2 separate regions of the Homo sapiens genome follow, and region 1 is linked to region 2. The links are chromatin loops, found by intact Hi-C in ENCODE. Cell type or tissue: PC-9. All regions are shown on one strand. Region 1 has its middle 5.4 kb from the start of NPTX1. Region 2 overlaps RPTOR (regulatory associated protein of MTOR complex 1).

What was found. A loop is a pair of places that touch in the nucleus more often than their neighbours do. Peaks named below come from ENCODE experiments on the same cell type or tissue, not always from the same donor. Only the 100,000 strongest peaks of a DNase experiment are listed, where the experiment ranks them.
Region 1: a loop joins it to region 2, with 3 times the contacts of the local background. A loop is called at or near these places in 4 of 110 quality-filtered maps.

What each region holds. Positions count from the first base shown.
Region 1 is chr17:80,480,055-80,484,054 of GRCh38, reverse strand. No RefSeq gene overlaps it. Among named protein-coding and RNA genes, the nearest start is that of NPTX1, 5.4 kb to the right of the region's middle. In PC-9, no CTCF peak of the experiment used is centred here; no DNase peak of the experiment used is centred here.
Region 2 is chr17:80,547,206-80,551,205 of GRCh38, reverse strand. All of the region lies in intron 1 of RPTOR (regulatory associated protein of MTOR complex 1), which reads right to left. Among named protein-coding and RNA genes, the nearest start is that of RPTOR, 4.4 kb to the right of the region's middle. In PC-9, no CTCF peak of the experiment used is centred here; a DNase peak (open chromatin) is centred at 2,435.

The DNA.
Region 1 (4,000 bases), 67 kb after region 2:
CCTGCAGCCTGGCACCCTGCAGTCTGCGGCCCTGTCCCCAGAGGAGGAGGCACGGTGGCTGCTGCCTCCTTCGGCAGGCGACCACACTCTTCCTCTCCCAGGTATGAGTGATGGCGGCAGCGCACGGTCCTTGTAATAACTGTAATCTCTTGCCAGTACACATCATTTTTATTCCGAAACACTTTTATGCCTCAACTCATTTTATATTTCATGTGCCCTCTCCTGGCGTCTCGCAGGTGGTAAAATTGATGGGCAAGGACACAGCAGGCTGGCAGGCCCCCGGCCCCCACCTCAGCAGCCAGATGCCGGTAGCTGGAGGGAGCGTCCTAGCTCAGGAACCAAATGAATGCAAACTGGGGAGGGCTGGGACGGGGGCCCTAGGGCCATTCCTCACCTGGCTTTGTATTTGCAAGCCCTGTGTTGGGGGTGCAGGGAAGGCATTTTGAAGTGCAGAAGGTGCTGTACAAATGCCTGAGAGTACCGATGTCTGCTGCCCTTGTCACTGTTGAATGCGGAGATCAGAAACCTTAAAACAATGGTCCTTGAATATCGGAGTCCCAGGGTGCTCTTTTCAGCTTTCTTCTGTTTTTGTACCCACTGCCTCCCTGGATGGGCTCCCTACTGGCTTGGCTGTGGTCCACGGCCTCTAAAGATGCTCCCAGGACTCTGCTGTCAGCCCCGTCCTCCCTCTGCACCCTCAGGCCCCTTCCGCTCAGGTCAGCTCAGGACCAGCCTCCTCATCGTCTTGGAATCTCTAGAGCCTCCGTGTGCTGGGCTCTGGCCTCCTCCCGGATGTCAGATAGCCACTGGAAAACCCAGGCGTCCTAGTGTGAACTGTGGACTCCTCCCTCCCTCCAGGCCCTCCCAGGCTCCCCACCCCTTCTCTGCAGGCAGAATCACCACCACCCCCTCGCCCAGAAGCCGGGGATCTTCCCAGGTTCCTCCCTCTCCTTCACTTCCCACGCCCAAGCCATCACCAAGCCCCTGCCAAGGAATCTCCCAAATGCCCTCAAGCCTCTCAAGCCCAGTCCCCTTCCTCCCTGGCTCCTGTGACATCACCCTCCAGGTCTCTTCTGCAAGCCCTGCTCCTGCTCAGCTCCGCCCTCACCAAGGGCTCCCAGACAGCGCCTCCACAGGACTGTGGGTTCTCCCCAAGGTCCTGGCCCACCTTGCCCACAACTCCCCCACATCTACCCTGGCCCCTGCAGCTCACTCTTGGCAGGATGAACTACGTCCGTCTCCCCACGGCCTGCCCCTCATTGCTCTGGCATTGCTAGTGCCAGCCCCCTTGGCTCACTCTTCAAGCCCCTGTTATCACCTCCACAGGAGACCCTTCCAGCTGATGGCTGGACCCTAACCCATGCGCCTGGTGCTGGCTCAGGACCTCTCCCGTCCTGTGGCCCTCACGCATGGTACCCAAGGTGTGTTCAGCCCTGTCTAGCCTGCCAGATCGCCTGGCCTCAGAGACGGAGAATGGTGTTTTACTCATCCTGGCCCCAACACCTGGTCTGCCCCTCAGTGGATGCTCTGGAAATATTTGTTCAACTGAGAGCAACTGTTCTGAACAGTTACACTATGGCAAATGCCCAAGCATCTGCCTGGTGCCATGAAATGCCTACTTGGAGAGTAAGACACGCCTTCCCCAGGTGGGAAGGGCTCACCTTTCCCCTGCAAACTCCTGTTGATTGGGATCAGTGAGTCAGCAGTTCAAGAGCACCCATTCCCCATCCTTGACCCCAGCACTGGGCTCAGCCCAAGAGAAGGAACAGGCAGGGTGGGGACAGAGACCACCCAGGGCCCTGTCCCCAGCCAGACTGGGCCAGTGGCCGCCTGGCTGGCTCAGAGGAGGAAGGTGGTCCTTGCTGTGGGGAAGCCCCTGGTGGGAGCAGGGAATCTGGGGTGGGAGCTCAGCTGTCGCAGGAGAATGGGGCACTGCCCCGGCCCATCAGCTCCTGGCTGCAGCTGCTGCAGGCTTCGCCACACTTGCATAGTGGGCAGAAGCGCGTAGTCCTGCGGTGAGGCAGGGCTGGCTTCTCCTCTGAAGATGGCTGGTGAGAAGGTCTTGAGCCTGGGGTCCGCAGCCCCACCTGCCCTGCCCACTCACTGGACATGGGTGGGCTGGGGCACTGTCCCCTCAGGGCTCCTCTCCTGGAGTCTTTTCCTTGCAGCTCCTGTGCTGGGCAGAGATAAAGTGGCCACATGGAGTGCGAAGGCCAGGGCTTGGCCCCAGCTCTGCCTTCGCTGGGCGACGGTGCGACCTTGGCTTCTCTGGGCTTCCCTGTGTTTCCTCTGTGGTGAGCGAGGACTAGAGCCCAGCTGTGCCTTTGAAAGGCAAATGCGTGAATGTGGACCCAGGACTTGGAAAGGGGACAAGTGCTTGTTTTTAAGACACAGTTAGGTTACCACCGCAGGGGTGTCATGTAGAGGACAGAGGGGAAGGCTCGGGTGGGGCGCCTCCCTCAGCAGAGCCGGGGAGCAGGGACCTGTCCCTTATCACACAGAGCTGGTGGGTGGGGCTGTCAGGAGTGACTCCAAGGCACAGGTGGGCTGAGGCTGTGACTCAGAGGCCCCGTGGGACTGGCTGCCGTCAGAGCAGCCCCACACCCAACCCTGTGGGTCCAGGGGCGCCTCACTTGGGGGGAAGGTCACGTGGCCTGACTGTGTCCTGAGGGCTGGGCTGCCAGAGGTCCCTGTGCCTTCTCCCCTGGTGCGGCCAGAAGCCCCTCTCCTCTGCCCAGGACACCCTGCGGATGCTGTGCCCTGCACACCCTGTGTGAGGCATAGAACCACAGAGAAAGGTGCACAGATTGCACCTGGACAGCCCAGTGAATGGTCACAAGACAAACACCCCATGAGATCAGCACCCAGATAGAGAAACAATATGGCCGGTACCCTGCGAGCTGCTGGAAACTCAGATGCAGGTGAAAATGGCGTTGCACATCTCACACACTAAAACCCCGGCCACTCACCTTACCGCAGACTGTCCCACATCCTAGACCAGCTGCCAATGCAATGAGTCTCCGAGGGGTACAGCCTGTCCTCCAGAGGGGCATGTACCTGACCCTTGGCTGAGGCACTGTGTCTATCCCAGGGCTGTGATCATCGAGGGCTCCTGCTTCTCTTCTGCGGGTGGGGGACCAGGGCCTCTCCCACCCCACCATACCCTCCCCTCCCAGCCTCACCCCTCCAGAGGCAGCATGGAACATCATGCGGGAAGGGCTGAGGCAAGTGGGGCAGAGAAGGGTGCCTCTGCCTAGCACCCCGCAGTGCTCTCAGGCCCTCCCAGCATTCTCCCAGCACCCACCCATTGCTCACCCTTCTTCCTGCTAAGGGTGGAGGTTCCAGATAAGCTCAAGGCATGGCCTGGAAGATGAGAGGCCGGGGAGATACGGCAGGATGAGCAAGGGGCACAGGCACCCACCAGGCTTAGGCACACCCCTGCATGAGCTCCCACCGTCCACTGAGTAAAGACTCTTGATGGGCACTGAGGTCCTCTTAATACCTCCCAACCTACCCGGCTAGCCTTCTTTTTTTAAAATTTTTTTTTTTGAGACAGGATCTTGCTGTGTTGCCCAGGCTGGAGTGCAGTGACGTGGTCTCGGCTCACTGCAGCGTCAACCTCTCGAGCTCAAACAATCCTCCCACTTCAGTCCCCAGAGTAGTTGGGACTGCAGGTGCACCCCACCATGCCTGGCTAATTTTTGTATTTTTGTAGAGATGAGATTTTGCCATGTTGTCCAGGCTGGTGTCAAACTCCTGGGCTCAAGAGATCCACCCACCTCGGCCTCCCAAAGTGCTGGGATTCAAGGCGTGAGCCCCTGCACCCGGTCTGTCTAGTCTTCTTATGCCTGGCCACCCTCTCCATACTGGCCACTAACCAGGGCCTCTCCTGGACACCTGCCCCCTTTGCCTTCTCTACACTCCCCCTCCCACTACCAACTAACCTCTGCAGGCCTCTCCGTGCCCTTCCACCAGGAGTGAGCTGAGCCGGCCAGTACCC
Region 2 (4,000 bases):
CTTTCAAAAAATCCCTCTGGCCAGGTGTGATGGCTCACGCCTGTAATCCAGCACTCTGGGAGGCTGAGGTGGGAGGATCACTTGAGCTCAGGAGTTCAAGACCAGCCTGGCCAACATGGTGAAACCGCATCTCTACTAAAAATACAAAAAATCAGCCGGGCATGGTGTCATGCACTGGTAGTCCCAGCTACTCGGGAGACTGAGGCACGAGAATCTCTTGAACTCGGGAGGTGGAGGTTGCAGTGAGCCGAGATCACGCCATTGCACTCCAGCCTGAGAAACAAGGAGAGACTCCATTTCAAAATAAATAAAAGATCCCTCTGACTGCTATGTGAAAAACTGGTTGTAGGGCAAGAATGGACATAGGGAGACCAGTCAGGACACAAATGCAGTGTCCAGACAAGAGACGGTGGCTGCCTGGACTGGGGCTGCATCAGTGGAGACAAAATGAAGCAGGCCAATGTAAGACATGCTTTGGAAGTAACGCTGATGGGTTCTAATGAATTGGATGGGGCGATAAAGAGAGGGAGAGGAAAGAATTAAGGATAAACTCTAAACTTACAGCTTGAACAACTGAGTGGATGGTGGTTGTGGCAAGCGGTGATGGAGAAAACTAAGAAAAAGCAGGCAGTAGGCATCTGAGACAGAAATTTCAGGCCAGATCAGAACTAAAGATTGGGGGTTTAAGCATCACTGGCATGTAGACACTATTTAAAATCATGGGCCCCGATGAGATCTGCTAGGGAGGGGCACACCCAGAACAGAGAATGGGGTCCAAGATCAATTCCTGGGGTGCCCCTGCATTTAGGTGTCAGGTAGCAAAGGAGTCTGAGAAGGAACAACTAGTGACCTAAGAGGAAAATCCGAGTTTCGTGGAGACACAGAAGCAAGTGAGGAAAGAGCTTTATGAAGAGGCCATGGTCCACATTGTGGAATGCTGCTGAGAGGTGAAATAAGAACAGAGAAGGACAGAGAAGAGAACTTTAGATTTAGCAACAAACTGGGGCCATATGGAGACCAGTCTCAGGGGAGTGGAACAGGGCACAGTTGGAATGTGGAGAGGACGCAAGGTGAGGAAAGCAGAGGGGGTAGTGTAGATTATGAAGGATTGCTATTACCCTTGCTGAAAAGACCGCATAAACCTTTGGCAGTCCATGTATTAGTTGAACAGATCTACTCTGCTTCCTCCATGACCTGGGCAAAGTATGGCTACAGAGCAATGCAACTGAGTCTAGAGAATGGTTTACAAAATAGCCTTCTTCATCTAACCGTTTCATCCCCTACACATGTAGACATAGGATGCCTGTCAGTGGTCCTACACATGCATGGAAATAGTGTCTGACAATGACACCACACATGTGTACACAGAATGTGTCTGCCAGGGGTGCTACATGCATGTAGACAGAGTGTCTGTCAGTCTACATGTGTGTAGACATAGCATGTCTGTCAACACTTTCAGAGCAATAGCTCTCAAGCACCCGTCATTCCATCCCACATATTCCAGGCAAAAGAGTCATCTGAGACCAGTTATCCCCACTGTCCACTTTCCAGTAGGAAAATGAACTCTGTGATAACTATAAAGTATCACAGTTAGACCAGGCACGGTGGCTCACACCTGTAATCCCAGCACTTTGGGAGGCCGAGGCAGGTGGATCACCTGAGGTCAGGAGTTTGAGACCAGCCTGGCCAACATAGTGAAACCCCGTCTCTAATAAAAATATGAAAAAAATTGGCCAGGCATGGTGGTGGGCACCTGTAATCCCAGCTACTCGGGAGGCTGCGGCAGGAGAATCGCTTGAACCCAAGAGGCGGAGGTTGCAGTGAGCCAAAAACACAAATAGGGGAGATATATACGTATCTGTTTTAGCCAAAGGTCTGTGAATGATTCATTTTGAACTACAATTCATATATGTCTAGTTATTTGAAAATTGCAAGCTAAAAACACTATGGATACATATATGCCTCATTCACTATACATAGTAGAATTAACCAAACAACAAACTAACTTGATAATAATTTTAAAGTAACAGTAACTTAGAAATTAAAATGTGGTAAAAGTGGCATTTGAAAACCAAGACTGATTCAAAACAAAGATGGCAGGAATCCCAACTGAGAGCGGGCAAGGGCTGTAGCTCTGGAAGGATGCCAAGTGTTGGGTGGCAAAAAAAACTTCTTGGGAGTCATCAGTCAGTCAACTTTGGTAAAGATGTCAATTTGAGGAATCTGTAGCAAGGCTACTAAATAGGAGCCAGTAAGAACTAATGAATATATGTACAAAATAAAAGCGTATGGAATTGCACATTAACCACAAGAAGAAGCAAAATCTCAGCTTGCATTTAGGACAGTCAGTGGCCACCAGGAAGTAGTTGATGTAGCTCCTAGCACAGAACAACCACGCCCACACATTTCACTTTACAAACATGCTGCTCCACCAGACTGGAGGCTACGTCCAGCACAGTGGGACTGTGTGGCCTGGAGGCCTGGGTAACAGAGATTCTTACGTAGGTAACCCACTGGTCAAAAAACACCCCAGGGCCAGGTGCTGTGGCTCACACCTGTAATCCCAGCACTTTGGGAGGCTGAGGCAGGTGAACGACCCGAGGTCAGGAGTTCAGGACCAGCCTGGCCAACATGGTGAAACCCCATCTCCACTAAAAATACAAAAAAAACTAGCCAGGCGCCTGTAATCCCAGCTACTTGGGAGGCTGAGGCAGGAGAATAGCTTGATCCTGGGAGGCGGAGGTTGCAGTGAGTCAAGACCACACCACTGCACTCCAGCCTGGGCAACAAGAATGAAACTCCATCTCAAAAAAAAAAAAAAAAAAAAAAAAAAACCACCCCAGGCTGAGCGTGTTGGCTGATGCCTGTAATCCTAGCATTTTTGGAGGACAAGGCAGGAGGATTGCTTGATCCCAGGAGTTCAAGACCAGCCTGGGCAACACAGTGAGACTCCCCAACCCCAGACACACTGGCGCACACTTATAGTCTCAGCTACTGGGGAGGCTGAGGTGAGAGGATCACTCAGGCCCAGGAGGTCGAGGCTGCAGTGAGCCGTGTGATCTCACCACTGTACTCCAGCCTGGATGACAGAGCAAGACCCTGTCTCAAAAAAAAAAAAAAAAAAAAAGAAACAGAAAAACACTCCACAAATGGGGTTGTTCAGCCTGCAGTGTTGGACTACAGTGTGTTTGGTAATAAATCTGAATTAGTATGAATATTTACAATAAAAGAAAAAAAAAGTTTGCTGACTTCTCAAAGACAAAGAGAGAGGCCTGGCCATAGCCCAGTTGCCCCTTCAGTTATGGCATCAGGGAGCCCCTGTTCCCACCCTCCAGAAACTGTCACACACACTGTGCCAAATGTCAGCTGCCATTTGTCTTTATCTTTGAACCTATGCCATTATTCTTCTTAAATGTGGCCTGTTTCATTCTCTTATGCTACCATCCCCACTCAATATCATTTGAGTTTGCAACTTCTGTCCTATAGCATGTGTGATACGGTCCTTGAGGGAAGAGATGACAAGATTCCAAAGGACCTGACCTTTGGAAGAGGGAAGAGATGACAAGATTCCAAACTCCCACACACTCAACTGAAGATGTTAGCTGCTGATTTTCTCCACCGAAAAACAGATACAGCAAACTTTCTCCCCAGCTCCTTTCTAAGCAGCAATCTCAGTAGTCACTAAGAGTCACAGAACTTTTGTTTCTCTTAACAACCTGTGAAAAGCTTATTAGGGAATGTTGATCATTCACAAATTAATGTTTTAATTAAAAGGTCAAACGTATACCCATTAATCAGTTTCAAACTGTTGGAACATAGGTTTAGGACAGCAGAGAGAACCACATTTCAAAATAACAACAACAAAAAAACTGCCCTCCACAAAGAATTTTTTAAAAAGTCTTTTCATATATGTATAGCAACCACAAAAGCTTTTAACTATATAGTTACTACTAAAGATGTCCATAAGATAGAATTTATACAACCTCCCCCAATGACTAAC